2 separate regions of the Mus musculus genome follow, and region 1 is linked to region 2. Evidence: chromatin loops called from intact Hi-C (ENCODE). Cell type or tissue: heart. All regions are shown on one strand. Each heading gives the region's core, and the rest is flanking DNA. Links, peaks and the distances in the headings are about the cores only.

Evidence for each region. A loop is a pair of places that touch in the nucleus more often than their neighbours do. Peaks named below come from ENCODE experiments on the same cell type or tissue, not always from the same donor. Only the 100,000 strongest peaks of a DNase experiment are listed, where the experiment ranks them.
Region 1: a loop joins it to region 2, with 4 times the contacts of the local background. A loop is called at or near these places in 10 of 42 quality-filtered maps.

What each region holds. Positions count from the first base shown.
Region 1 is chr2:30,467,494-30,482,381 of GRCm38, reverse strand. Ier5l (immediate early response 5-like) reads left to right here and starts at 8,183. Exons shown (of 1, transcript NM_030244.3): 1 at 8,183-9,751. The coding sequence starts at 8,371. The coding sequence ends at 9,591. Gm31291 (a long non-coding RNA gene) reads right to left here and starts at 8,074. Exons shown (of 7, transcript XR_003954013.1): 1 at 7,908-8,074; 2 at 7,104-7,307; 3 at 5,946-6,013; 4 at 3,417-3,469; 5 at 657-3,139. In heart, for the core only: CTCF peaks have their summits at 8,151 and 9,942; DNase peaks (open chromatin) are centred at 6,681, 8,111, 9,351 and 10,371; H3K4me3 peaks cover 3,677 bases; H3K27ac peaks cover 3,619 bases; H3K27me3 peaks cover 1,709 bases.
Region 2 is chr2:30,537,231-30,552,118 of GRCm38, reverse strand. It overlaps Gm31585 (a long non-coding RNA gene), which reads right to left and starts at 7,628. Exons shown (of 3, transcript XR_374225.3): 1 at 6,081-7,628; 2 at 5,203-5,274; 3 at 4,275-4,641. Gm14487 (predicted gene 14487) reads right to left here. Exons shown (of 3, transcript NR_166439.1): 3 at 13,099-13,939. In heart, for the core only: a CTCF peak has its summit at 7,010; DNase peaks (open chromatin) are centred at 4,118, 5,069, 6,868, 10,360 and 1 weaker place; H3K4me3 peaks cover 1,029 bases; H3K27ac peaks cover 5,693 bases.

The sequences.
Region 1 (14,888 bases), core at 2,959-10,958, 70 kb after region 2:
ACATAGTAAATAATAAATCTTAAGAGAAAACCATCCGGACTCTACCATCTACACACACACACACACACACACACACACACACACACACACACAGAGGCGGGGGCAGGGAGGAAGGGGGCTGGTCTGTAACTAAACCTTGGACGGCAGGATCTTGGGGCCTAGAGGACAGTGGTCTGGCCTACATTAGACGTGGCTGAAATGAAAACACATGTCTGTAGAGTGAAAATCTGCCAGTCAGGTCACTGTCGCTGCTACAGAGCATAGCCTGGCTCATGAGTGCCCTTCATACGATCATCCCCTCCTCCTTAAGGAGAGAGGGTTGGAAAACTAGGAACTGAAGGCAGACCCCAGCAAAGAAGTACAGGAGGAGCTGCAGTTGTCCCTAGAGGGACAGTCACAAGGCAGGCACTTGTGAAATCAGGCTGAGGAGATACACCAGAGCAGGGTGGAGGGTCCACCATACACACCATACTCATGAACCAGCTCTAGGGGTCGGGGGCATCCCAGAGGCTACCTACACCTGGTAAGTGCCTCTATAGAGGTCAGGACTAAGAAGGGTCTATTCTGGCATCAAGCAAGCCCACCCTGCCTGTGAAATGGGTATGACAGTAAAAATACTTCAGCCAGGTCCCTGAGGGGTCCCATGAACTACTCACCTGGAGAGTTTGGTCACATGCATTGATCCTTCACCAAATAAGCTAAGCAGAGGGTACAAGAGCCACCACAGCAGGCACAAGACCCACCCTGGGTCAGGTCTGGAAAAAGCCCTGCTCTTCACAGCCCTGTTTATGTCTCCCTTTCTCTTCCCCCTTCTCAGGTCCTCTGAGGTCACCAGTGAGACCCACACTTTTACATTCTCCTGGAGGCAGAATGGCAGGTTTGAGAAATTCACTGGGGAGAGGAGAGACCAGAAACAAAGACTCAGCAGGTCATGGGAGTCAAGAGCCCCACCCCCTACTCCACCACCTGCTAGAGGGAGGGCGACACCCCAAACCATTTCTGTCTCAGTGCCTGCTTTCCCATCTGAATGGCAAAAATGCTTGAATCTCACAGAGCCAGGTAGGTGCCATGAGGACACAGATGTGGGGACGCTTGGAACCTTCAGCCAGCACCAGCACTGGGGCCAGGAGTGAAGAGAGCCCTCAGTTTTTGTTTCTTTGTTTCTCTTTGACACAGAAGCTCAGGTAGCCCATGCTGGATCAGGACTCAAAATCATCTGTAGCTGAAAATGACCTTGATCTCATCTCCATCTCCCAGGTGCTGGGACCACAGGTGTGGGCCTGGTTTACGAGGCGCTGGGCAAGCATTCTTCCAAGTGAGCCACACTACCGGCTCCAGGTCCTACTTCAGCTTTGTTCTGTAGTCGCTCGGATTGAACTCGGGGCTTGGCACATGGGAGGCAAGCATTGGAACAGAGATGCCCCACACCTTCAAAACAAACAAACGATTTTAAAGCAGGGCCAAGCTGCCCACATGTGCCTTAAACTCTTTTGATAGCTCAGGCTGGCCTTGAACTTTCGATCCTTCTGCTCCATCTCTGGCGTAGCTGGGATTCCTGCCTGCCCCTTCAGGCTTTGTTTTGTTTGTTTGTTTGTTTGTTTTTATTAAGTTGAGAATAGAGAGGGGTTTGGAAGATGAATTAAGGACAAAGAAACTAGAAACAGTGTCACTGGCCTCCGTAGCACTCACTCCCTTCATACACATGCAGGCTTGAACACACACATGTGCAGATGTGTATAGAGAGAGGGAGAGAGAGAGAGAGAGAGAGAGCTCTCAAAACAAAAACACTTCTTTGTTCTGTGGAACCAGCATTAAAAATTCTCCAGTTTGGGGGAGCAGGGGTAACAGAGGAGCAGCCTCAGCTTCAGGTCCTGAGCAGTGAGCAACAGGGGTACCACCCACCAATAAAGGGGACCTGACCCTCCACCCCATGGCCTGAGAAGGTGGGCACTGTCTTTTCCTCCAGCCTCCTTGGTTCCTTTCTTCTTCAAGGCAGTCTTGCTTGCTTGTGACAGAGTCTAGCTGTGTAACTAACCCAGGCTGGCTTCTCACTCTCTAGCCTCTTGCTCACCCCCCACCCTCAGGTCCAATTCACAGGCACTGGCCGCCATACTCAGAGCTGTCCAGTACACGTCTCTCCCCACTTACTCCTTCTTTGTTCCACCTGAAGAAAAGGTAAGGACAGTTCCTGACAGCAGGACTCCCATGGCTCTGGGAGCTGACCCAGAGTTCAGTAAACAGTAGGCACTTAATATACAGGAAAGAACCAATAGGTATGCACAAGACTAAGACAGAAGGTGGCAGGGCAGGGGTGGGTAAAGGCCATGTCTTCCCAGCTCAGGTACACATGTGGAGCACAGAGGACAACCGTTCTCTCCTTCCACTTCTGTGTGAGTTCTGAACGGGACTTGGGTTGTCAAGTGCCTTTACTCAAAAAGCCATGTCAGGGTATGGTCTGTCCATCAGCCTATTTCCCTACTATGGTCTGTCCACTCATCTATTCCCCTACTCCCTTTTTGTTGTTTTTTGAGACAAGGTTTCTCCGTGTAGCCCAGGCTTGGATACACAGAAATCCACCTGCCTCTGCCTCCCGAGAACTGGGATTAATGGGATGTGGCCACAATCACCTGGCCCACTCCTGCTTTTTGAACCAAGGCACTGCTATGCCATCCCAGCTGACCTGGTACTAATTATGTATACAGCACAGGCTGGCCTCCCAGGTACTAGAATTACAGGTGGGAGCCACCACACCCAGTGTCACTCTGGGTCGTTTAGTTTGATTTGGTTTCATGTACTGATGTTGTCCTTGAGATCAGCCTGTAGTCCAAGCCCCTCTTGTCTGCACCGCAGGTACTGGGATGACAGGCATAAGCCACTATACCAGGCTTGGGACCCTGTTTCCTTGGGCCTCAATCCACTTGGCTCTCAAATGGGTCTGCAACACTGCCCACTACATTCGAATGCTTTGAGAATTACTGAAAAGCAGCTCTTGGCAAAGCCAGCACCCACAGTGGCACCCGGGGTTCTCACCTATCTGGTGCAGGGATGAGGAGCAATGCAACCTCAGCAGCCTCCAGCACCCAAACGAAAGCGAAGTTCGAAGGTTCTGTCCTAAGAGCCTTAGAAACTCCCAGCAGAGCTGTGCAGGGACAAAGGTCTACACTGAATTCTAAAAACAACTTCCAGCCAGGCGTGGTGGCGCACACCTTTAATTCCAGCACTCGGGAGGCAGAGGCAGGCGGATTTCTGAGTTTGAGGCCAGCCTGGTCTACAGAGTGAGTTCCAGGACAGCCAGGGCTATGCAGAGAAACCCTGTCTCGAAAAACCAAAACCAAAAAAAAAAAAAAAAAAAACCAAAAAAACAACTTCCAGACAGGAGGGATTAGCTGCTGCCATTCATACCGCCCCAAACTCACCAGGTCAACGAGGCTTATCCCAGCCTGCCCAGGGTACAGTATCTGGAAGGAATCTGAGGAAGAAGAGAGGAAAGAGCTCTGCTCTCCCTTCTTCCAGCTTCTCGAAGGACTTCCCTGTCCTTTGATCCTGGACCCACAACCCACACTCAATCTGTTGGAACCCCCAGGTGTCCAAATTGCCTAGCACACTGGTCTTGAAGGCTCCAGCTGAGCCCTTGGCAGACATCACTAATCAAGTGTGGTACATACCAAATTCCTTCTCACCCAGAGCTCCAGGCAGACATTATCAATCAATTGGATTGGTCAGGGGATGAAAAGGATACTTCAAATTGGACTCCAGGTAGTGAGACCTGCTGTGTGTTCTTCCTACAGCCTAGCCAGTGCCTGCAAGTAGTCTAGCCTGCAGCCTGAATGAGTGAATAAACAAATGTATACCCAGCTAGCTAAGTGTCCAGAAACCCACAAGAGATACTAGCAACATTGTACATGCTGTCCACAAGTACAGTCACCTGGGGGGGGGGGGCAGTGGTGGGGACCATATTTCCTTCACCCACCCACAGTATGGTGTCCATCTCCTCCAGATCCTGTCCCCTCTCTTCCTTGCTGTATGACCTCAGGAAGGACACATAGTCTGTGCCTCTATTGCTTCAGCCATAGGGTATCGATTATTAGAGGCCCTGCCTTACTGACTGGTGTGGGCTTCAGCCCTGACCTGGTGAGAATGAGGGCACAAGTTCTTCAAAGCTGAGATGAGGCCAGTCTTTCTTACTAGGTGAAGGGCCTTGAGGTTATCGAAGCCAGGCCTCATTGTCTTCCTGGGACTGCGTCTCTTGCTAGGACCGTGTGAGGCAAACTTCTCCCTGGTCCTTTAGGGCTGAGAATAGCTGCTCTCCTTCCTGGCTGCAAAACCCCAACCTTGCCCTGCAGCACTGACTACTATCACCAGGCAGTCTCCTGTGTTGCCATGCCTAGCTGCCACATGAGGGCCATGGGGGCCAGGGACCCCGTAGAGCAAGTCCCATATGAAACAGCCTCAGCTAGAGCCTGGAGCACAGGGAGACAGGCTGATGTTGAAGGGGCATCTAGGCCAATTCCAGAACACACCCTACCCCCTCTCTGGACCTCAGTTTACCTATCTGGAAATGGGGAGAAGGGTTGCTTGGCCTTAGTCGTTATAGCTTCTACACATTACATTCACTGTATTCTACAGATGTTTATTGAGCACCTACTGTAAATCAGACCCTCACTGAACCCCCTTCCTGACTCTATACTTGTAGAAAGCATCTCTTCTTCTTTGGTCTTAAGGTCTTGGTTTTATCACAAGGAGCTTCCTGGGCCTCCTGTGTCTGCTCTGTGAGAGTCCATCTCTTTCCTTCACTGCAGGGGACAACTGTGTCTTGTTCTTCCTTACACTTCCATGGCCTCCAGGCAAAGGTTATGAAAGCCTCTCTCAGGAGAGTAAGCATATAAACAAACCTAAGAAGTCCCCCCTACTCACTGCACCCCCAAACTCAAAGCACAACACCCCCAAGATGCTTTTCACCCGGGCATCTCCCCTAAAACTATTCCAAAGCCCCAAAGGTTAAATCCCATCTCTGGCCAGGTACCTTCCTAAATGCCCTGAGATCTGGTGTATGCAGCTTCTGGGTACTCACAGGGCATAAGAGCACTGACCCACCTGGGGCTGGCATTGCCTGGGGTTTGAATGGAACCCAGGTCCCCAGTGATCCATGCCCTGCTCTGAGCCGCCATCCCAGCAGACACTTGGTAAATATTGAGGCATTAATTAACTTCCTCTAGGGAATGGTTACTCAGACCAGATGTAATCTACCTGTGTTGGCAAGGAAGAAAGGCGAGCACCCCAACCTCACTCAGGTGATCTCTAGAAACCTTGCCTCGTGCACTGCTCCCCTCTACAAGGTGGTGGCTGAGGGCCCTGCTCATTCACAGGAATACATGCATGCACACAGAAGCACACGTGTGCACACACATATGTACACACACACACACACACACACACACACACACACAGAGTCTTGAATGGTCTCTGTAGCATTCTGCCAAATCATTGTGTGCACAAGCAGAGGTCTGAATGCAGCTGACCCCACTCCATCCATATTTATAAATCCTTACCAGGTGCCCCCCCACAGCCACACCTCCCCCAGGACATGCCACACACACACACACACACATAGTTCAGCTGTCCTTTGTCCTTTGCCTCCTTCAGTGGGAGGTTTTCTGAAACATCTGCAGCAGCTCCCCTGCCCAAAGCTACCTCAAAAAAGATCAAGGGGTTTTATTAAGCCAAACAACTGCTCAGCTTGCTGACCCCAGAGCCCGCACTTGAGAAGGAAGGAAGACTGAGAACAGGCTGCAAAGAAGATTCCCCCCCCCATGGGGCTACACAGAGCCCCCCCAAAGTGGCCACACTTTGCCTGTCTGCACCCCTCACCAATCCCATCCCCAGTGCTCACACACACATAATCACACACACAAGTGAAAGGGCCTTAGAGTTAGTTCAACACTCACCTTGGTACCTGGGGGTGTGGCTCAGTGGTGGCTCAACTGCCTCAGAGCGTGAGACTTCATCATTCCCACTGAAAAGAACTTCACCTTTAGTGGTGGCTGGGGAAGGGATGGGGGAGGGGGGAATACCAAGCCCAAAAGAGGGACCTGATTTCCTAGTCCACCACCCACTTCTATTCCCACTCTGATTCCCAGGCTGGTCCTTAGAGCTATCTTCTATGTCACAGCGCTAAGAATGACTATGAATGTATGGAACCAAGAATGATATTTGCCTCCACAGGAGCTCTGGAGAACTCTGGTCCTGGGGCACTTGGAAAAAATAAATAAATAGATGGGTGGATGGATGGATGGATGGATGGGGCAGGGGCATTACATCATTCATCAGGAGCTAGGCCTGAGGAAGTGTACTCGGCCCCACTAACATATTTCCAGGCACCTACAGAACTCGGTTCAAATCCCGCCACCACCTCTTTCAAGTCTCAAGTTTCTTCACTAAATACTGGGAAAAGACAGCATCCATTGTGAGCCGCAGACTCCCCCAGTTCCAGCTCAGTCCTCCTGGCTGTAGGAGCATCCCGCTCCCTTCCTGAACCTGTAAGCTTCTGAGATATTCAGGTGGGCAGAGATACGGCTTTATACCCCCAGGATGCATGAGGTTACATCCCCAATGCCACCACGTGTGCTTGTTCTGAGGTTCCAGCCTCAGCCCCACAACGTAATCCTGGCCTTGCTGACACAGGGTGAGAAGAGCTGTTCTAACAGTTACATGTCCCCAGATGGTGCGGACGGAGCAGAGCACTGTGCCCAGAGCCTGTGGTCTTAGACAAAGCCTCTTTGGAGCTAGTGACTACGCCTCCTCATCTGAAAACCTGAGCAAACTGTCCCCCGCTTTTGACACTTGCCACCACTTACAGAAACAATTGGTGAGTGGTTTTCTTGAGACATTGGCCAAGGGGCAGAGTTGCTGAGAGGGTCCAAAGACAGAGGGTTTCAGAAGAGCCCCACTCCCCCCCCCCCATCCCCCAGTCCCACTCAAGGGCCCAGCCCTGGACTCTGCCTGGGCCAATTTTCTGACCTAAGTACTAAAAGGAACCTTAAACGCGGTGGATGAGGCTTGCGGCTGGCATCTTGGGCCCCCCACACCCACCCTTGCCCTCTTACTCTCTTTAAGCTTCTCAGTACAAGGGGACTCTCAGGCATCTTCTCTCTTTTCTGCTCTCTGTCCTCAATTGGTCAGTAGATAACTCAGAATAAGAATCTAAAAGTGGAGAAGTCCTTGGCCTGGGTACTCCTGGGGCTCAGGGTAAGGACCAAAACTTAACAGGTTGCTCCACTCAAGCGGTCTCAAGCTTGGCCTCCAAGAACCTTAAAGGGAGAAATTCAGACTTTTCTGGTAAGAGATCCAAGCTAGGCACTTAGGGCTTCTATTGTCATTGATATTAAGTCAGGAAAGAAGAGGTCTCCCAAAAGAGGAGGAAGCTTGGGGCGGGTTCATAGCCCAAACCCCCACCCCCACCCCCCACCCAGGCAGTCTCACGATCACAAAGCTTCTCTACTAGAGATCAAAAATCACTGGGATTTGAGTCAAACAGAAAGAGAGGCCCTTCCGTGACCATTCCCAGAGGCCCCTGGGCTAACACATCAGGTAATCAGGCCCCAAACCCTCTCTTCCAAGACAGCACTCTAGTTCTCAGGTGCGCCCCCCACTCAGCTTTTCTTGGAAGAAGGCTCAGCTCGCCCAGGTTGCCCCCGGCCGTGGCAGGTGGAAAAGAGGAGGCGCCGCGTGGCTCGAAGCGGGGGAACCGCGCGCACCTGCCGCAGGTGAGGCCCAACCATGCGGAAGGGGGCGGAGCCATCTCCGCTGCGCTCAGGTGAGCCGACCCCCAGCTCGCAGGAGCCACGTCCAGGAAAGCTACGAATTTCGACGTGGCTCCCAAGAGGCGACCCAAAGCTGAGAGAGACTACCTCGGAGGCTCCTAGTCCCACGAGGTGCCGCGGCCCCAGGAGAACATTCGAGGCAACGGCGGCGTTGGAGGCCCGGGGTCCGTTCGTTATTTGAATAGCACAAAGGAACCGCCTTGGTCTGATTGGCCAGTCAAGTGGTCCCGGGGAGGGCAGTGGCTGTCAGTCGGAAGGCTCTACACGCTTCTATTGGCTAATCTACAGTGGGGCGGGGCGCTGCTGCCCAGCTAAATAGTTGGGGCCGGGGCCGGCGGAGGCTCATTGCTTTGGCGCCGTCTGGGGAGCGTGAGCCTGCGGGTGGCGCGCAACGCATGGTGGCGACTTCTCTCGGAGTGTCGCCGACCCGCCGACCCGGGCTCGGTTCCCTGTGCCTGGCTCGCCCGGGCGACCAACTGGAGACACACGCAAGGAGCAGCATTCGCAGCACCAGAGGCGGCTGCTCCGCCGCCCGCGTCTCCGCGGGAGCATGGAGTGCGCCCTGGACGCCCAGAGCCTGATCAGCATCTCCCTGCGCAAGATCCACAGCTCCCGGACCCAGCGCGGCGGCATCAAGCTGCACAAGAACCTCCTGGTGTCCTACGTGCTCCGCAACGCGCGCCAGCTCTACCTGAGCGAGCGTTACGCCGAGCTCTACCGGCGCCAGCAGCAGCAGCAGCAACAGCAGCCGCCCCACCACCAGCACCAGCACCTCGCTTACGCGGCGCCCGGAATGCCGGCCAGCGCGGCCGACTTCGGCCCGCTCCAACTTGGCGGCGGCGGGGACGCGGAGGCGCGCGAGCCGGTTGCCCGGCACCAGCTGCACCAGCTCCACCAGCTTCACCAGCTGCACCTCCAGCAGCAGCTGCACCAACACCAACACCCGGCGCCCAGGGGCTGCACGGCGGCGGCGCCGGTGGCGGTGGCCGGGGCGCCCGCGGGCTGCGCGGGGGCGCTCTCGGAGCTGCCCGGGTGCGCTGCGCTCCAGCCGCCGCACGGCGCGCCCCACCGCGGGCAGCACTTGGAGCCGCTGCAGCCGGGTCCCGCGCCGCTGCCGCCGCCCGCGCCCGCCGCGCTCTGCCCGCGGGACCCTCGCGTCCCGGCCGCTTGCTCTGCGCCCTCGGTGCTTCCGGGGGCTGCCCCTTCGACCGTCGCTGCCTCCTCTCCGCCCGCCTCTACAGCCCCTTCCTCATCCACTGGCTTCTACCGGGGCGCGTACCCGGCCCCCTCGGACTTCGGCGTGCACTGCAGCAGCCAGACCACCGTGCTGGACCTGGACACTCACGTGGTGACCACGGTAGAAAACGGCTACTTGCACCAGGACTGCTGCGCCTCCGCCCACTGCCCCTGCTGTGGCCAGGGCGCTCCGGGACCCGGTCTGGCGTCCGCCGCTGGTTGCAAGCGCAAGTATTACCCTGGCCAGGAGGAAGAGGACGACGAAGAGGACGCGGGCGACCTGGGAGCCGAGCCCCCCGGGGGTACCCCATTCGCCCCCTGTAAGCGCGCCCGCTTCGAGGACTTCTGCCCGGACTCGTCCCCGGACGCGTCCAACATCTCAAACTTGATCTCCATCTTTGGCTCGGGCTTCTCGGGGCTGGTGAGCCGACAGCCGGACTCCTCGGAGCAGCCGCCGCCGCTCAACGGGCAGCTGTGCGCCAAGCAGGCGCTCGCCAGCCTCGGCGCCTGGACTCGAGCCATTGTCGCCTTCTAGGGACCCCCGAGGGCATGGGGACCCTGGGCCCCGCGGGGCTGGGGCCAGACAAAGACTCGGCCAAGGGGCGATAGGGAGCGAGCGGGTCCTGGCCACTCGGGGCTGAGCTGGGGACGAGCAGAGGCTGATGTTTTATAAATTGTAAAATAAAAAAAAAAAATCTAAAAATCTTGGACTTTATTTTTGCAGAGAAAAAGCGCCTATTTAAGTATGCTTTGTGTTTCTCTTACTCTTTTCCCCCCCTTTTTATTGTACTGATTGCAGTGGTGTTTAGCGAGGAGCCTGCCACGTGAGGCAGGGCTGCTGCCCGGAGGAGGTGCCCGGCCGCCGGGGGCGAGGCTGGGTGCCCGGGCGCGCCAGGGGCGCAACGCAGGAGGGCGCGGGGCCCCGGACGCCGATTCTAATCAGTTGTCAAGAGCCGGGAAGCCCGACGTTCCGCTCTCCTGAGTGCCTTTCTGGGGTGAGGAACGGGTCTTGTGAAACCCTGAGCAAAAAAACAAAGGCAAACTCTATCTCCAAAAGGGACGTTTCGGTCACATTTCCTCTCTGGGGGCGGCCTCCAAAGTTCTCAAAATGAGAAGGCAGAAATGAAAACACTTCAACTTTTTTTTCTTTTCTTGCCGGGTTGGGCGTCTAGAACCCCTCCTCTCCCCGCCCCTCTGGCTCCGTCCTCCTCCCCCTCCTCCACCCGCCTCGCGGACTCGGGCGGGGGGGGGGGGGGGCACCCTGACACTCTCAGCACAGTTGGGAAAGGGGTGGAGGGCGAGCAGGGCGAACTACATTTCCCATCATGCCCAGCACTGCGGTCCTCACTAAACAAAAAAGGAAGTCGATTCCTTCACCTGGATCCCCGGGGGAGGGAGGGGCCCGGACCGCCGACTGAGCTGGAGACTTTTCGCTTAGCTCCTGGTCAGCTCTAGTGATTGTGCGCGCTTCTAAGTTACCTTGTGCTTTAGCCTTCGGTCCCATCTCATGAAACCAGCATTGTTCCAGCCTGTGAGAACCCTGTCTCCGTCCTCAGCGCGATAGATTTTGTTTAATTTAAAAGCCTTTTGTTGTGAGAAGGTGAGGTTCGCTTAGTGCCCCTCTGGGTCTCTGCCATCAACACCCCGAGGACTCCAAAACAAGTTGCCAACCTTGCCTTCCCGGCCCTTCTTCCTCCTGTATTTTTGTGCATAATGAATTGTATCTCACCGGGTAAAACTGTTCAGGTTATTTGTTTAAATTTATAATCTTAATAAAAAGTCAATTGTAGAGTGTATGGTGGTTCCTTTGCTTTCACATGGGCTTAGAGGTGAGAAAATCTAAACACACACACACACACACACACACACGCAAGCAAACACCAGCTTTCCAGGGCCATGGTGGAAACCCATGGATACCCCCATATCCGCAGGGCCAGGGTTGGAATTGTGTGTGTGTGTGTGTGTGTGTGTGTGTGTGTGTGTGTGTGTGCTGGGGATGGAGCTAGGGTTGGGAGTCAGTATGTGTGCGTTCTGGGGATGGAGGCCGGTGCTACAAGGTCTTCTCCATAAGCCCTCCTCACCAGCGGGTCTTGCCCCCTTGGGAACCCGCTGCCCAGCAGGAAGCTGAGCCAGCCTCCAACATATTTCCATGCACCACCAGGGTTGCAAGGGCCTAGTTGGCCCCTACTTTCTGTAGCAGGGAGACTTCTGGGCCACCCACACTCCCTGACCTGATCCTCAGACCGCGCACATCAGCACGTCTCAAGCAAGCAACTTGGGGAAGTTTTTTCCTTTCCTTTTTCTTTCTTTCTTCCTTTCCTTTCCTTTCCTTTCCTTTCCTTTCTTTTCTTTTCTTTCTTTCTTCCTTTCTTTCTTTCTTCTTATTTTTTTTTTAAAGTTGAGTTTGTTATCACTGCTCAGTGCCACTTGGTGGTGTGCTGGCGGCGTCTCCCTCCTCGTGCCCCTCCCCTCTCCTTTTCTGCTCCCTCCCGCCCGCCTCTCTCTTCTGTGGATGGAGCAGGAAGGCTCCAGGCGCGCGCTCCCCTCTGACCACCTACGGAATGACCTCAGAGTGGGAGAATGTGCCAAGGCACCGAAGGAAGCTCGGGTTCTTCCCACTGGAACCAAATTCACATCTGGAGCCGCGGCTCCGGCCCCAGGGCACACGGGTGGTTCCAACCTTGCTAAGGGGATAGGAAAAAAGAACTGGGGAGGCGTGGAGGGCAGTGGGGTAAGATAAATCGGCAGCCTTTGCTGTTTTAGGGTAGCGTCTCTCGCAATGTCTCTCGTCTCTGGCTGCCTCCCTAAAGATCTCTCGCAATGTCTCTCGTCTCTGGCTGCCTCCCTAAAGATCTCTCGCTCTCACTGGCTAGCCCCCTTGCTTCCCTTCTCTGCGCCAAAGCTCTCAGCCACCGGCCAGGCGATTCACGCCGCCCCACCCCATAAGCCTCGCTGGGTGAAAGGAGGCGCTGTCGCCCAGCGTCCCAAGTCCAGACGAGAGGCGGATGTTATTCACTCTCAGGGGGCCTCTCGGCTCTGGATCTCGCTGTCGCGCGTGGCGAAGTTCTTGGGGACACTCCAAAACGTGGGGGTTGGGGAGGCCGCGGAGGTCGGCGATCTAGGTTGGGTAAGAGGGATGCTCTGGAGGTGTGAGTTACCGGGAGAAAAGACACCTTCACCTCACCCACACACCCAAAGACTTGCTCTTGGCCTCCCACGGGAAGAGACTGGAGCTAAAGAGGGGGTGCATCTTAACCCCCTTCCCATATCCCCCTACAAGTCTAAGGAAATAGCTGTTGGATGCAGTTTTGAGTCAATCCAAGTCAGTTGCCACGGCTCCCCCTAGCGCCAATTGGAAGGCGCTGCAGAATGTGCGGATGGGAGTGGGCGAGGCGCAGCCGGGGGCGGGCGGGCTGCTGGGAGAGGCAACACACGCACCGGCGCACCCGCGCACGGGCGGCCTAACATCGCATCCCCACCCAGCCCTGGTCTGAGAGAGACCCTGAGCGTGGAGCTCTCCCACTCCAGGTCTGCGTGGAGAAGGGCACATGGTCGGACGCCTTTGTTGGGAGCGTGGAGCTGGTAACAGCGAAACTCCCAGTGAGGGGCTTGGGACCTTCGCGTCTATCCTTGGGACTCGTGTAGGGAAGACGTGTGTGTGTGTGTGTGTGTGTGTGTGTGTGTGTGTGTGTGTGTGTGTGTGTGTGTGTGTGTGTGTGTGTTGGGGGGGGGGGTCGGTGTTTGGGTGCGAAATAGAAGCTCTGAGATCAGCAAGACTACAGACTAGGGTTCTCTCCTTCCCTATCCGCGCAGGTTTTCTGAGCTCAGGACATATTGGGTACATTGGGATCTAGTGAAATTGGGAGTTGAGGGGATGAGCTCAGGGAGCTGCACAAGAGAGGACCCCCAGCCCCGCTTCTGTCTTCAGGGCCTAGGTACCCTGCGCAATAATACAAAGGGTTGAGAAACTGCTCTACAGAGGACACAGACATCCCCCCTGAAATAAACAACAGCCCAGATACTAAGGCTGGGCACCATACTGAGGACCACACCCGTCCTCCCACTGCCTGGGACACATGAATCTCCAAGCATCCTCCTCTCCTTATCCCCTTCACAGCCCCTGGATTCCTTTGCAGCATACAACGTGGCAGCCCACAACTCCCCGGGAGAGACTGATGCTCCACAGGCATAACACCCCAGAAACACTGGGGGGAAGAGGTGGGACTGTCTAGCCATGAGAGTCCTAGGCATGGGGTCACTGGCGTGGAGCCGCCAGGTCCCTTCCAGCAAGACCAAGGATGAAGAGACTGGGGCTCCGCATGGTTGACAGAAGGTGCCATCCAGAAAACAGAGGCTCAGCCCCTGGTCATCCCCAGCTAATCGACTCTCCGCCAGCATAAAACATACATCCCAAGGCAGGCTGCCTCTGATGCTGAGGAAGGGCTAAGCCAGTCTCTAGCTGTGCTTGGAGCTAGATATGACAGCTATAGAGCCTCACAAAGCTTTGAGCTGCCCTCTGGAGAAGACTGGGGCTGGGGTTGCTCCGAACTCCCGAGAGGGCCACTGTGCAGAGAAACAGGATGCACACCAAGTGCTGCGTCTTACTGGCTCTGTCCACTGGACGCACATCTACAAAGTGTGCGCTGGTTGCCCCGGGAAAGCTCTCTCAATACCACCAAAGCAATAAATAGCCAGAACAGCAAATACCTCTGTGGATTACTAATTTCAACTTCCCAGCTACCCTTAGAGGTGGATCCAGCCTTTTGGAAATGAGAACATACATCCAAGGTCACAGCATTTGGGAGCCAGCCTCTCTACCTGTTGGAGCTCCCAGCCTGGTGGGGAGGTATTTGTAGCCTTATGATTGACTGGAGCTGGCAGCTGATCTGGATGTGGCTTAAATGGCCAGATTGAGAATTCACAATTGAATGTATACTAGGCTACAGCATCTAGTCGTGTCTGAGCTGACTGGCTGGAAGCACACGTTCAATGCTTCCTTCTGCAGGGTATAGGACAAAGGCAGAGAAGATGGAGTGGTGTCTGTGATTCACCCTACCCAGGATTCTCCCATTCCTCTGTCCTTTAAGACTTTGGGTAAGTGACAGCTTGTGGCACCAAACCATGCAGTGGCCAGGGGTGCTGCTGGTTTCAGGTACAGCTGGATACAGTCAAGAGATTTCCAAAATGCACCCTCAGTGTTCGGAGGCTCCCTACTCTCTTCCTGCAGACCAGCTTCCTGCTGCAGAAGAAGGCAGGCCTGGCCTCCCAGATCACAGATTTGCTACAGGAAAGGAACCACCATCTTTGCTAACTCAAAAAAACTCCAGGGAAAGACTGTTGGATTCTGAAAGCTGTGGCCAAGCCTGACAGTAGTAGTTGACGGCTGTCACTGGAAGCTCATGAGCAGAAAAGCCTTTTCCCAGACCTGGTAAGTGCAGTGCAGAAGCTGCCTCCTGAGACTGGGGGGGGGGGGTGGGGGATGGGGTGCGACACTCAGGGCTGAGGAGGGATTTTCTGATAGGTTTGATAAGACCTGGGGCTGTGTAGGGACACTTGGGGGCCTGGGTATTGAGAAATGGTCAACACAGCTTTGGAGAAGATAACCTGCTCTTGGCATGAGACCATCCGGTACCTTCCTGATACATCACTCAGGAATGACCAAGGGCAGGAGAACTGCACACCCAAGGCAGGGGCTGGATCCTCCTAGCAGTCCCTAGGCTTCGATCCCAGGGAACTGAGTCAAGGACACTGCTTGCAAGGAAGCCATAGAGGGGACTCAGGCGGGGTCCTCCAGGACTTTAGACAGAGCAGAAAAGGACTTTGACTGGTAGC
Region 2 (14,888 bases), core at 2,853-10,852:
TCCCAAGTCACCTTCGGGCCCCCACACGGATACCATGGTATGTATGCACACACACTGGTGCACCCACACGGACACTAAAAAAAATAAAACTAAAAACAAAGAACAGACCTGGCAGAGTCTTCCGGAGAATTCGGTGAGAATATTAAATGAGACATGTGCTCATACTCCTGGTGCCTGGCTCGGAGATGCAACACAGCACAGCACACAGCGGCCTCAGCCATCTCTACATCTTGTTCCTGTCTCCTCTGTCCTGTCTCCTCCCATGTGGCCCTTCCGTGCCTCCTCCCCAGCTCCTCAGACCAGGCCCCACTCTCTCTCCTGAGGTTCCTGCTTCCTATTTCATAGAGACAAGCCAATAAGGACACTGTGCCCCACCAGACCCGCCTCATGCTCTAGGACACTTCCTGCCTCTCAAAAAGCATCTAAGAGCTTCCTCAAAGGTCCTCCACCCTCCTCCCTTCAGCCATCACTCCTCCCCAGCTGGAGCTTCATCAAGGATGAGAGTGTGTCAGGCTGCCGCCAGTGCCATCATCTGCCAAGCTCTCTCTCTCTCTGCTCCCTCCATTTTGTTGCACAGCAATATCATGTGCCTGCTGCCTTTGCTGCTTCTCCTCTCTCTCTCCCAGGTCCAAGTGGTCCCCTCCTCCTATGCCACTCATGCTGAGGTCAACATGACCCATCAGTTGGGGGCCCAGAAATCAGTCTGCATCCTCGATGGGCCTTGGCAAAGGCCAACACTCTCTTCTTCACATCCACAAACACTTGCCCATTTCACCCAGCCTCATCCAACCTTATCCAACTATGCCCAACCATGCCCAAGTTTGCCATGTCTCCCACAATCCGTCTGTCAGTTCCTTCCAGCATTTATGACCTTAACACTGGAGTCACCAAGACGCATCCTCGGGGTCTGCTCTGCCCTAAATTTTGTCCCGAAAAGAATGTCCGGGCACACTCTTCAGCCTTTTAGAGAAGAACATTTCATCCCATGACACATCATGAGTGAACCTTAAGGACATTATGCAAAAGGAAATAAGCTAGACACATCTAAAGGACAGATGCCATTACATGCTTCTAGGACCATCAGATTCAGAGAAGCAGACTGGGGGCTTCTGAGAAGCCGGGGAGAACAAGAAGAGCGTGTTTACCAGGTCTGGGAACACGAGAGCCATGACAACAGTGAAACTGCTCCTGCCCCTGAGCTGCCTGCTGAAGAGCCACTAACATGGGGACTTTTGTTCATTCCCTTGTGACTTCCTTTGTTTTCCTGTTGCTATGACAAAATATTTTGACATGCCAAGCATGGTAGTGCACGCCTTTTATCCCAGCACTCCAGAAAGGCGGAGGCAGGTGGATCTCTGTGAGTTCCAGGCCAGCCTGGGCTACATAGTAAGATCCTGGATCAAATAAAAATAACTACCAGAAGAGGGTGTCAGATCTGGGCTGGAGAGATGGCTCATCAGGTAAGAGCACTGACTGCTCTTACGAAGGTCCTGAGTTCAAATCCCAGAAACCACATGGTGGTTCACAACCACCTGTAATGAGATCTGACACCGTCTTCTGGCGCATCTAAAAACCTGGGCGTGGTGGCACACACCTTTAATCCCAGCACTTGGGAGGCAGAGGCAGGTGGATTTCTGAGTTCGAGGCCAGCCTGGTCTACAGAGTGAGTTCCAGGACAGCCAGGGCTATACAGAGAAACCCTGTCTCGAAAAACCAAAAAAAACAAAAAACAAAAAACTGACCGAAGCAATTTAAAGGACCAAGGGCGCATTTCAGCTCACAATCTGGGGTACAGTTCATCAGGTGGCAGGAGCTTGCAGCGGCTGGTCACATGGAGTCCATAATCAAAAACCACAGAAAGATGTGTGCTAGCACTCAGTTTGCTCTTTCTGGGCTCTACTATCTGGGAGTCCACGACCTAGGAAGTGGCTCCACCCATGGTCAGGATGACACCCATCTTCACATCTGTTAACACGGGACAGGCCAGAGGCCATCTCCCTTGAGGTTCTAGACTGTCAAGTTGACTATATAATAACCACCACACGTGGCCTAACTCTGGCTGTGCCCACCCTGTACCACAGGTCTCAGGCTCACCCTGGGCCATCACTGGCTAACCTTATGAATTTGCTGGGTGCTTCTCACACTCTCCCTGTCCCCATCTGTGAAGTGATGGAACTAAGGACCACTACACCCTTCTCACCGGCAAGTGAGATTCGGGCCCCCTTTTCCAGCAGTAACCCTGTATAAGCAGAGATTGAGACTGTGTCTCAAATACCTGCCTTTCTACAGCCATGGCTCATGGGAGGCCCGTGGGTGTAGCGATATTATTCCCTCTGGGTCTCAGTGGTGACACCATGGCCCAGTTTCTGCTTGTGAAGCATTTGTGTGTCTCGCACAGACCCTGAATCCAGAGTTTGACTTCTCTACCTTCTCTTCTTCCTCGGTCCCTTGCTTGTAGCAACAGCTAAACCACTTTCTAGGCTTCTGTGGGCCCAGTCCTGTAGAGACCATGGGACACATGGGGAAATAACACCTGGTTCTGAGATCCTATGACTAAGGTGGGTGTTTGCTCCCACAATGATGGGGCACAGCTCCAACCACCAGCAGGAGAGAATAGAACCCAGGGTGGAGGCTGCCAGAGTCTGAGAACACTCTGAAGGTTCATGCCCTGGGAGCCAAGGGCTCCACTGGCTTTGGCATCCTCGGCCTCTTCCTCTTCCTCCTCCATGGGCACTGGACATGTCTAGGCTGAGAGGATGAAGGAAGTACTGAAGACAGACAGAGTCCTGATGTTGTCCCACACTGGTCTAGCTTACAGGGAAGGACCTGGTGCTGCACAGAGAGATGACATTCCTTAGGACACAGAGGAAGTCAGTAGCTGAAAGGCCTTATGCAGTCTCCCGGCCTCACACCCAGCCCTTTGTCCACTGAGCAAATTTAAGATGCAGGGAGGGGCTGGAGAGGTTGCTCAGTGGTAGAACACTGGCTGCTTATGTCGAGGACCTGGCTTTGTTTCTCAGCACCCACATGGGGCTCAGAACGACCTGGAACTACAGTTCCAGGGGATCTGATGCCCTCTTCTGGCCTCTGAGGGCACCAGGCATCCATATGATACACAGACATACATGCAATCACACACTCGTAAAACAGAAACAAATCTTGAAAACAGAAGAGTCTGTTTGTCATGATAGTCAAAGTGCGGCATAGTGGACTGTGCCAGCAGAGGACTCCCACCCACTGGGAAAGACATCTCCACAAATCATGGTTGCTGGAAGAGGAAAGCCAGGGACAGGAAACAACCTGTGACTCTCAAGGCTGCAAGCACTGAGGAGGGGGGACTCATCTAGGAGCCAAACTCCTAGTCCCCCTGCCATGGGTCCTTAGAGCCAGGAGCACCCCTTATGGGACTGCCAGCCCATCAGCTCTTCACACCTGTCATCAGTTCCAGAAGAGAATGAAATGTCAGGCATGGGGAAGGGCAAGGGGCGGTGACTGCTTCACAGGTACAGAGCCTCACATTCGGGGACATGAGCCACTTCCCTTTCTTTTGACAATTTGATGTTAAAATTTTATAATCATAGCCAGGTGTTGTAGCAAACACCTTTAATCCCAGTGCTTGGGGTGCAGAGGCAGGCGGATCTCTGAGTTCTAGGCCAGCCTGGTCTACAGAGTGAGTTCCAGGACAGCCAGGGCTACACAGTGAAACTCTGTCCCAAAAGAAAAAAAAAAATTACAATCATTAAAATGTATCTGGAGAGGAGAGCACACGTCATACCACAGTCCCTGTGGAGAGGCCAGAGGACAACAAGCAGGAATGGTTTCTCTCCTTCCACCATGTGTGTTCCAGGGCCGGAATTCAGGTCCCAGGCTTGGCAGCAAGCACTTTTATCCACTGAGCCATCTAGTCAGCCCTTCAGTTCTTTTTATTTTGGTAAAATACACATAACACAAAAGTTACTCTTTGAGCCACATTGAGTCTGCAGTTCAAGGTGTTTAATCCACACTTGACTTTTTGAAAACAGAACCTCCTGCCTCCACATCCTGCCCAGGCAGGCCCGGGGAGGGCTGAGCAAGACAATCGCTTGGCTGAGCAGTGAGGAAAAGGAAACAGGAAGGGTCCGGAAGGAAGCGGCTTCCCAGCAGCCTGCTCAGCCCCACCCAAGTCCTGACCAGCCTCAGCCTCCTCCAGGAAGAGTCACCATGCCTCACCTCAACAACAGCTGGGGCTTGCCCCCACCCGCCCCCGCCCCCACCCCCGCCCGCCCCCGCCCCCTCCAAGCAGGAAGCATGAGAAACTTCCCTGGCCTCCACTCTAGTCAAAAGGCAGGTATGGTCAACTTGAAGAGTCCAAGGTTCTCATCCATAAAGTGGGGAGCAGGTGAGAGCTGGATTCCCCAGCCATTCTGAGAGCTTATGTAAAGCAAGCTTGGAGATGCTACCAAGCAGCTTCCGGTGCCAGCGGCATCCCGTGTCAACAGCTTCCGGTGTCAGCGGCTGCTAGCGATGTCACGTCACGGCTGTCATTCTGGCATCTTGTGTGTCCTGGCCGTGGGTCTCGTCAGCATCCCTAGACCAAGTCCTTGAGCTTCAGTAGAAATTCACAGGGTTCACCATGACTCTGGGACCAGCTCATGGCTAGCTCTGTGGCCAAACAAGACACAAGACTGTGAGGGACAAGAGGGGACAGGCAAGGCCTCTGTGCTCTGCCAGACTAATAAACAATAAGTACATTCAGGTGCTTGGGAAGGGTCAGTCAAGCTTCCTGGGGACATGAATGAAGGCGGACAGACAGAAAGATCCAGAGTGGAACCACCGGGCAAAGGCCAGGAGGTGACAAACACCGTGGAATATACAGGAAACAGGACGCAAAGGGAAAGGGTAGGAGAGGGAAGGGTCTGGGGGAGACCAGCGGGTGGGCAGATCAGGGTTTGTGTGTGGCCCAGCGCCATTTTGGCTTTCCTTGTAGGTAGAAGAGGCTGCAGGAATACTTTAGAGTGCTGGCCTATGGTCAGAGGAGACCTGAAGTGTGCAGGCACCACCTCAGGCAGGCATCGTGGGAGAAAGACTTGGAAGAGAAAGAGGCTTCTAAGTGGGTGGGGGGAGCTGGAGAGGTGAACTGGTTAGCAGAACAATGTCCCAAGCGTAACCCCTGGGGCACACAGATGGCTTGTTTCACAGCAGAGAGGAACAGAGGCAGCTCACCAGCCTTTGAGCCGGGGGTTTCTTCTAGTTCATCCGAGTGACTGAGGGACTCTGAGATGGGAAAGCAGGTAACTGAAGAGCAAGCAGGGCCAAAGATCAGGAAGGTAGTCAGGGGGTGGGCTCTCTGCTTGGAGAAAGGTAAGGAGGCTGACCCTTACACACACACACACACACACACACACACACACACACACACACACACGGGGGGGGGGGAACAGAAATAGAAAGAGACTGCAGAAAGAACCCACTGCTAACACACACATACAAGGGGGGGGGACAGAAACAGAAAGAGACTGCAGAAAGAACCCACTGCTAACACACACACACATACACACACAGAGACACACACAGACACACACACGAGAGAAAGAGAGAGAGAGAGGGGGGGGGAGATAGGTGGGGGGGTGGAAGAGACAGAAACAGAGACTGCAGAAAGAACCCACTGCTAACACACACACACAGACACACACGAGAGAGAGGGAGAAACAGACAGAGTGACTGCAGAAAGAACACAGTGCTAACACACACACACACACACACATGCATGCACAAGAGAGAGCCTGCAAAAGGAACCCAGTCCTCTCTCTCTCTCTCTCTCTCTCTCTCTCTCTCTTTCTCGTGTGTGTATGTGTGTGTGAGAGAGAGAGAGAGAGAGAGAGAAGCAGAGACAGAAATAGAGACTACAGAAGGAACCCAGTGCTAACACACACACATACACACACAAACACATACACACAAGAGAGAGAAGCAGAGACAGAGACATAGAGATTGCAGAAGGAACCCAGTGCAAACACACACACACACACACACACACACACACACACACACACACACACACACACGAGAATCTGCAGAAGGAACCCAATGTTGCTGCACACCTTGAATTCATCCAGATTTGACCTCTGACCTGTAGAACTCCGCTGTTGTTTTATGACACTAAATCTGGAGTGATTTGTTATGGTAGCCATCACAAAGGGCTGCAAGAGGAGAAATGGGGGTGCGAGAGGACAAAGTCCGTGCCCCACAGCGCTGGGGCCAGAGCCCAGGAGGGCCTCATGGGAGAGGTTGCCTGAAGGCAGTAAGAGAGGCAGAGGATGCTTGGGCCAGAGAGGTTCCCCACAATTGCTTGGATCTCATTTATTTCAAGCATCGAAACAACCACGCCAGAAAAGCTTTCCTTACTAGAACTAGCCAGGCAAAATCAACTGAATTTGAACCTCACTGGTTGAAGTTAAGGTGGGCTGAGATGCCCAGGGCCAGGAGGTGTAAGCAGGGAGCCTGCGCGTTCACAGTCATAAAAGATGTTCGCCTGTGGGTTTTTCCTGTAGAAGAGACAGTAGGTGGGGCTGGTTCTGATCCTTTCCCACCTCTCTCCCATTAATTTTTGTTTGTTTGTTTGTTTGTTTAATCCACTCTTCAAGCAATAATGAGGAAAGCGAGGTGTCCAGCAGGCGGGAGGCGCGGCTCCCAGCCTCTCCGCCTGGCTTCGTCTCTCCACCGGGCTTCGTCCCCCACCGCCTCCCCGTCTTTGTCTGGCTCCCGCGCTGCCGCGCACATGGTCCCCTGTCAAATTCCGGGCGGCTCCGTGGGACACGTGTCGGGAAGCCAGCAGCGCCGCAGGTCTCGTGTAACCATGGAAACGGAGGCCAATGGGAGGCCAGCGCTGCCCGCGGGGGGCGGAACCTACAGCGCGGGGGTTGGACTTAGGCGTGGCCAGGAGGACTAATAAGCAGGAGATTTGGGTGTGGTTTGTGTGTCATTCAAAAGAGGATCAGACCTGTGGCAGTCCGCAGTGCGGAGGACGCCCACCAGGCCGAGTCCTGCACCACGTGGTTTTGATGACATCCTTCTTGGTACCGGGTATTGCTTTGCTTATAAACTAAGGTTAAGATTCAAGAATTCTACAGATGCAGGCTCCGTGCCACCAGCTACCCTGAGCCATGGGCACGTGATCAGACAGACCCTCCAGTTCTTCAGCTTGGCTATCTGTAAACAGGGTTGGTGTGAGGCACCCACGACTGACTCAATTATAGCCAAGGTTCCCAGCCACCCTCCAGGAAATAGGTGCTCTTTCTGAGGCAGGAAACCCATCTTATAAGGAGTGAGGTGACCCTGGGACCCTGTCGAAGCTGGATTCAGTGTGTCTATCAACGAAGTGGGAAGAGGAGACTGGAACCTGTCAGCCAATACAATCTGTCCCCATTGCAATAGGCAGGCAGATGTATAGCTGAGCACCTCTCAGTGCAGGGGGTGGAAGTCCCAGTGCCCAGATCTGGGAGCCAGGATGCCTGTGGGAATCGCTGCCCATCAGCCAGGGACCATGATAGCATTTTTGCCGCTGGATCAAAAATGTAACTGAGAATCTGAAACAAGGTGATACGGGTTCTTCTACGGAAGTCCAAGAATGTTCAGTGGCAGCAAAAGCAGAAGACAGACTGTTCAGGAGGGACTTGGAGTCTGGGAAGCTAGATTGCCAAGTCCAGCACAGGGCCAGGGACAAACATCCTCTAGGTGGGAGCTTCTGTTAGCCTGAATCACTTCTTCCATGGAGGAGTCTATTCACTCATTCATCCTGTAAGGTTTTATGCAGGTCAGCTGGATGCTGGCAGCTCTGCTAAGAACTGGGTTGCAGAGGTGAGCCATGGCATTGCTATCTGCAAGAAGCCACTATCTGGTCAGGGAAACAGACATTAAAGAAATAAACAGGCAAACAAATCCATACCTCAAGTACCCATGAATACCCGAGAAGGGAAGAACAGAAGCCATAACACCCAGCAAGTAAGGAGGAGGCTGGGGTGGGGGTGGGGGACTCTCCTGGGAAGTGACATTGCTGATGCACCTTCTAACAGAGCTAGAGACTTCTGTGGGGAAAGCACTGTGCCTAAGCACCTTGGAGCCTGGATTCAGAAGCTCAGGCACTGTGCATGATGGGGAAAGAAGCCCTGAGGCCAGCCAGGGCATGAATCAGCAGGCAACAGTCAACAATCTGGATTCTAGAAAATGGCCCCCAGATCAGCCTTCGGAGAGCAAGACTGAAATGTGGGTGTGTGCGCACGCACCCACACCGTTTCCCTGTCCTCCCCTGGCTGGGGCAGGTAACTGACCTTACCATCTTCCACCTTTTCCCTTGGAGAGACACAGATCGCCCTGGAGTCAGAAATGAGTTTCAGGGGTCGGGAGCTGGCTCAGTCAGTAAAATGCTTGCCTTGCAAGCCGGAGGACATGAATTTAATCTCCAGAACCCGTGCGTTGGAAAGCCAGGCACAGTGATGCAGGCTTGTAACGCCAGCCCTGAGAAGACAGAGGCCAGAGCCGTGGAGCTCACTAGCCATCCTGCATGGATGAATCTGCATGCCCAGGCCAGTGAGAGACCCTGCCTCAAAACCAAAGCAGAAAGTTCCTGAGGAACAACCAAGTGTGTCCTTGAATCCACGTGGACAGACAGACAGATAGACAGAGACACACACCCACACGCAAAACATACACCACATACACACATCATACCCAAACACATCACACACTCACATACCATACATACATAACACAAGCACACACCACACACATCTTTCTATACCATATATATATATATATACGTATATATATATATATATATATATATATATATACACACATATATACACACACACCACAAAAATATATTACAAACATACTACACATACACCACACACATTTCAAACACCATATACACCATATATCCACACACATACACCACAAAACACATAGACACCACACAGGCATACCACACATACCACACATACACTTACACACACACCACACACACACATATTGCACATACCACATATACATACCACAGACACACCACAGACACCAAACATGCATACCACACACATACCACACACACACACACACACACACACACACACACACACACACACACCAAGCATGAGCAGGTGACAAAGATGAGGAGCTGGGAGCCCAGAATATGTCCTTGGGGACGGCCATGGAGACAGGGAACTGGGGAACTGGCCCCTGGAAGCACATCTGGAGAGGGAAATGTAAACGGAAGAACTGGAGACCTCAAATCAAGAGCCCCGGTGACCATAAACTGTAACCAATAATTCCTGCCATTGACAAAGCTGTTGCTGCCTGATCTCTTTAAAGTTCAGGGCAGCAACCAAGAGCTCTCCATAGGAATCTCCACCATTTTGTCTTTGTGTCTTCAAACAGTGTTAAGGGAGTTTGAGTTATACACCCTGGGCAGTCACCTTCAGTCCAGAGCTTCTGCCCTGGACCACACATCTCCCTGCCTCTGGTCCTCCCTCTGGATTCATTCTCAAAAGGTGCTCCTCGGAAGGTGCTGGCCAGAATGAGAATTCATAGGCCAGGAGGGGAGCACTCAAGCAAGGTCAAACTCCTCAGACACGTGCTCTAGAGGAAATGGGCATGTATGTCTCCGCTGAGCAGTAGGGAACCATGGGAGGATTGTGAGACAGCACATGAATGTGAGGGTGGCTAGAGCACAACACAGGGCTCTGTTTTGAGGGTGACCCTCACCCTGCACCCAGACCTGGCAGAGACCAGCAAGCCCCGCTTCTGGGCAATATTCTCCCTACTCCAGCCCCTGTTCCTGATCCCTGGGAGGGCTCCTTCTTAAATGCCCAAGCAGGCTAGGATGGCTCAGTGGGTAAAGATGCTTGCCTCCAAGCTTATCTGAATTTGATCCTTAGGAGCCACGGTGCAGGAGGAGAACCTGTTCTTTCGAGCTGTCATCTGACCTTCACTAGTGTCACTGACAAGTCACCGCACACACAAAATAGATAAATAAGTGTAATTTTTAAAAGGAGGCCATGCCTGGTGTGGCAATGTATGCCTTTAATCCAAGCACTCTAGAAGCAGGAGACAAGCTGATCTCTATAAATTTGTGACCAGCCTTCTCTGCATAGAGTTCCCAGAGCTACATACTGTCTAAAGACAAAAAAAAAAAAAAAAAAAAAGAGGCCAAAGGTGATTGATTGACTGAATGTCACAGGCACCACAGCCTCCCCGAGTCACTGTTCTCACCCGTGTGCCAATCAGGGGCCTGCTAATAATGACCTCCACTAACCAGGGACCCATGCTCCCCACCTGCATGGTGGATTCCTGGCCCACCTCCACCAATCTTCCCGTAAAGGCCTTTGCTCCCTGAGGCAAGACCCAGAGCGCCAGGGAAACCTCCCAGCACCTCAGCTCTGGCTGTAATTCTGGTTTCCAGCAACACATAAAAATAGCTTCAAGGACATCCAGGGGACAGGAAGGGGGAGACCTGGTCCCTTAGCTTCCAGGAGAATCAGGTAGCTAGACTCCCTTCTCTCCCTCTCTCAGACCCCTGCCATTGCAGATTTTCAGTTGAACCAGGTCTCTGCTTCCCTGCAGACAGTGGGCAGAGGCCCACTTAGTCAGGAGCCCATCTCCCTGATCCAGGCAAAGGCAGGCAGATGCAGAAGTCCTGGGAGAGGCTGAGACCCCTCCTACTACCAGCCCCAGTGTCAGGGCTGCTGCAGAGCCCTGGTGTGAATGGTGTGAAGGCTGGGGTCCAGAGCCAGACAGAGAGCCCTCCTGGGGGACCAGGGAGGGGATTGTGAGCTGGAATCTGGAGGCTGTTGCCCAAAGCAAGGGGCTTCCTGGGCTCTGTTTCCTTTCCCAGACAGTAGTGAGACCTGCATATACCACAGACAGCCTTCCAGGCCCTGCAGCCTGCAATGATGGATGTGTGTGTGTGTGTGTGTGTGTGTGTGTGTGTGTGTGTGTGTGAGAGAGAGAGAGAGAGAGAGAGAGAGAGAGAGAGAGAGAGAGGCAGCCTTCAGCCAAACAGAAAGAGAAGGCAGCAGGCACCATATATGTATCTAGTGCTGAGAGCTTTCTCTCCCTCAGACCCCATTGTAGAGATGAGTAGGCACATGGTCCCCAGGGCTCACAGCTAACATGGGGACTTCAGAACTGGGTGGTTGGCACACAGTTTTAATCTTAACATTTGGAAGACAGAGGTGGATCTCTGTGAGTTCAAGGCTAACCTGGTCCAAGCCAGCCAGGGACACACAAAGAAACCATCTAAAACAACAACAAGAAGAACAAACAGACAAAACAAAACAACAAAAACAAAGGCCTGGGGAAAGGCACAGGCTAAGCATGGAAGCTAAAAGCTGGGATTTCTTTTCTTCCCTGCCTCCCTGGGCCTCAGACCTGCCATCCTGATGACACTTTGCTCAGCACAGGGTGGGGTCCTCAGGAGCTGACCTGAGCAGGACCTTGCTCTAGCCACAGCCAGGACCAGCCACAAGTAGCTTCTGTGGTGGCCCCAGCCCAACCCACTGCTGAAGCCCTGGCCCCAGCTGCCCTCCAAGTGTCCCATTGTTTGCCTTCCCAGGCTGCTGAGTCTGGCTCCTAGATATTCGGAGTGGGGACAGAAGGTGACCTGGGGCAAAGAACTGAACGTAGACTGAGAGACTTTAGCCAATGCAGGGACAGCTCAGTGTCCACTGTGGCCTTGAAAGGAAGAAAAAGATTCCACCTCAGGACAGCATGCTGGGGGTGGCCTGAGAGTAGGCTCAACTTAGTGCGCTCTGCGCGCGCTCTCTCTCTCTCTCTCTCTCTCATTCACACACACACACACACACACACACACACACACACAGCTGTCAACCGCTATGAGCGACCGCATGGTCACAGAAAGCATGGGAGAATACAGCCCAGAGACCTTAACTGTACCAACTGTATGCTCAGACATAATTAATTTCTGAGTAGGAGTCCCCTACACGCCATTCTGAAGAATTCGCTCACAGCAGGATCATAACCCTTTCTGTGGCATGGTCCTGTTGTATTGTTATTTTCAAACTTCTGTGGTCACATTTTGGGTTTATGGAAGAAGCCAGTGGGCTTCCTCGGTGGTGAGGAACGGTTCACCCTTAGTGTGTGTGCATGTGTCGGCGTGTAGGTGTGCACGCAGGTACATTTATGTGGAGACCAGAGGCCAACCTCAGGTGTGGTTTTTCAGGTTCCATCTACCTTGTTCTGTTTTTATAAGATTTACTTTATTTGTAGAGGTGCGCACGTGTGTGTGTGTGTGTGTGTGTGTGTTCACACATGTGTGCATGTGCTCATGAGAGTCAGGAGAGGGCATCAGATCTCCAGAGCTTGAGTCACAGGCATCTGTGATTTCCTCTGATCCTCTGACAGACCAGTAAGGCTTATAACCTCGCAGAACTGCCACCTGCCTCCTGACTGAGCACACAGTGTGCCACCTGCCTCCTGACTGAGCACACAGTGTGCCATCTGCCTCCTGACTGAGCACACAGTGTGCCATCTGCCTCCTGATTGAACACACAGTGTGCCATCTGCCTCCTGACTGAGCACACAGTGTGACCATCTGCCTCCTGACTGAGCACACAGTGTGACTATCTGCCTCCTGACTCAGCACACAGTGTGACCAGCTGCCTGGTGCCTCTGTCATATGCCTTCCCCACAATGGCAGACTGAAACCAGGAGCCAAAATAAGCCCCCTCCCACCTCAGGCTGGGGCCTGTCAGTATCTGCTCACTTCAGATGCAATGCATAGAGATGCATCTGGGGTGCAGGGTGCCCAGACTCTGGTAGCACTTCCTGTGGAAAGCAGCACCATCATTTTACAGTCCCACCGGGAGACACCAGGGCTCAGTTCTCAGTCTCACTAACACCTGGTAATCTCTTCTCTGTTGGTCACCCTGGCAGGGTGAAGTATTATCCCATAGTAGTTTTGATTTGCCTTTCCCTAGTGACTAAGAGACTGGGCAATTTGTAGAGGTTTTGTTTGGTTGTTTGGTTGTTTTTGGTGTTTTTTTTTTTTAGAAATTTCCAGTCAAATTCATTCCTCATTTTTATATTGTCTCATCCACCTTTTAAGCATTTAAATTTTTTATTACATTTTATTTAGAGGGGACACACTCATGCACAGACATGTGTGACAGTCAGAGGGCTCAGCTTGCAGGAGTCAGTTCTCTCCATCCACTCTGTGGGTCCCAGAAACGAGCTCAGGTCTTCATACTTCGCCAGCTTTTCCATCGCGCCAGCCCCTCTTCTGAGCGTTCACTAGTTTTGACCTCTTGTGTGCAATACTGTGATCCATTTCCTATTTTCAAAGTAGCCCCATCATTGTGCCTATGTACCAGGAAGAGCTTTAATCCAGGTCCAACAGACACTTACACCCTATTTTCCTAGCCCTGGGAAGCAAGAGGGGTGGCCTGGTTAGGGGGCTGTGCAGGGAGAAGATTCAAAGAAGTGTCACATTGGAACTTGAAAGAGAGGAATGGCTGTGGTCACTCTGCCTTAGCCACTCTAAAGGCTGTCGGGTCACAGCTCGATGTTGGACCCCTTGCTAGTACAGGTTGATGGTTTTCTTTATTTTGTTCTCAGGAATACACTAAAGCCTACCTATAGCATCATGCCACCCTAACAAGAAAAGGCCTGGAAGGACTTTCTCATGACCCAAAGTATTGCAGGCAAGAAAACAAGTCAAATCTAGAGATTCATGCACCTGTCAGCAACTAAAGGATAAAAATGATAAAGATTTAGGCAGTGGGGGCTGGAGGGAGAACTTGTTATGGTAAAGATTTAGGGAGGATCCTCTGGATCCATGTAAAACAGGCAAGCATTGTAAAGTCAGCACTGAGGGCAGAGAGAGGCAGCTCCCTGGGACTCGACGGCCAGCTTACATGGTGAATGAAGTCCAGGCCACTGAGAGATCCTGTCTCAAAATAATAAAAATGACACACAATGCTTGAGGAATGATATTTGAGGTTGTCCTTGTGTCTCCACACACTTGGGACACACACACACACACACACACACACACACACACACACACACACTGTCTTAGTTAGGGTTTCCATTGCTATGAAGAGATACCAAGGCAACTCTTTTTTTTTCCTGAGACAGGGTTTCTCTGTGTAGCCCTGGCTGTCCTGGAACTCACTCTGTAGACCAGGCTGGCCTTGAACTCAGAAATCCACCTGCCTCTGCCTCCCGAGTGCTGGGATTAAAGGTATGCACCACCACTGCCTGGCTAAGGCAACTCTTAAAAAAGGACAACATTTAATTGTGGCTGGCTTACAACTTCAAAGGTTCTACAGGCAGCTAGGAGAGGGGTCTCAAAGCCCACCCTCACAGTGACACACTTCCTCCAACAAGGCCATACCTACACCAAAAAGGCCATACCTCCTAATAGAGCCACTCCCAAGCATATTTAAACCACACACACACACACACACACACACACACACACACACACATACACACACACACACACACACACACACACACACACACACACACACACACAGACTGCCAAGGCCAAGGCCTGCTGGTCAGCAAGGATCAGCAATAATACAGATGGCCAAGAAGCCAGATTAGAGAGAAGACAGCTCTGGAGGAATCATCAGCCCCAAGTTCAAGTACAGCAGGCCCACACCTTGGTACTGCATGCCTGTAATTCCAGCACTCAGGAGGTAGAGGCAGAAGGATGAGTAGCTCTAGGTCAGCCTTGGCTACATAGCAAGCTCAAGGATATATAGTCTGTGCTACATAAGACAGAGAAAGAGAGAAAAGAGGAGAGACGGGGTGGGGCTCACACTCACCAGAGAGAGAGATACACAGGAAATGGCCCTTTGAAAGCTTTTTTATTATGGAATATTTTG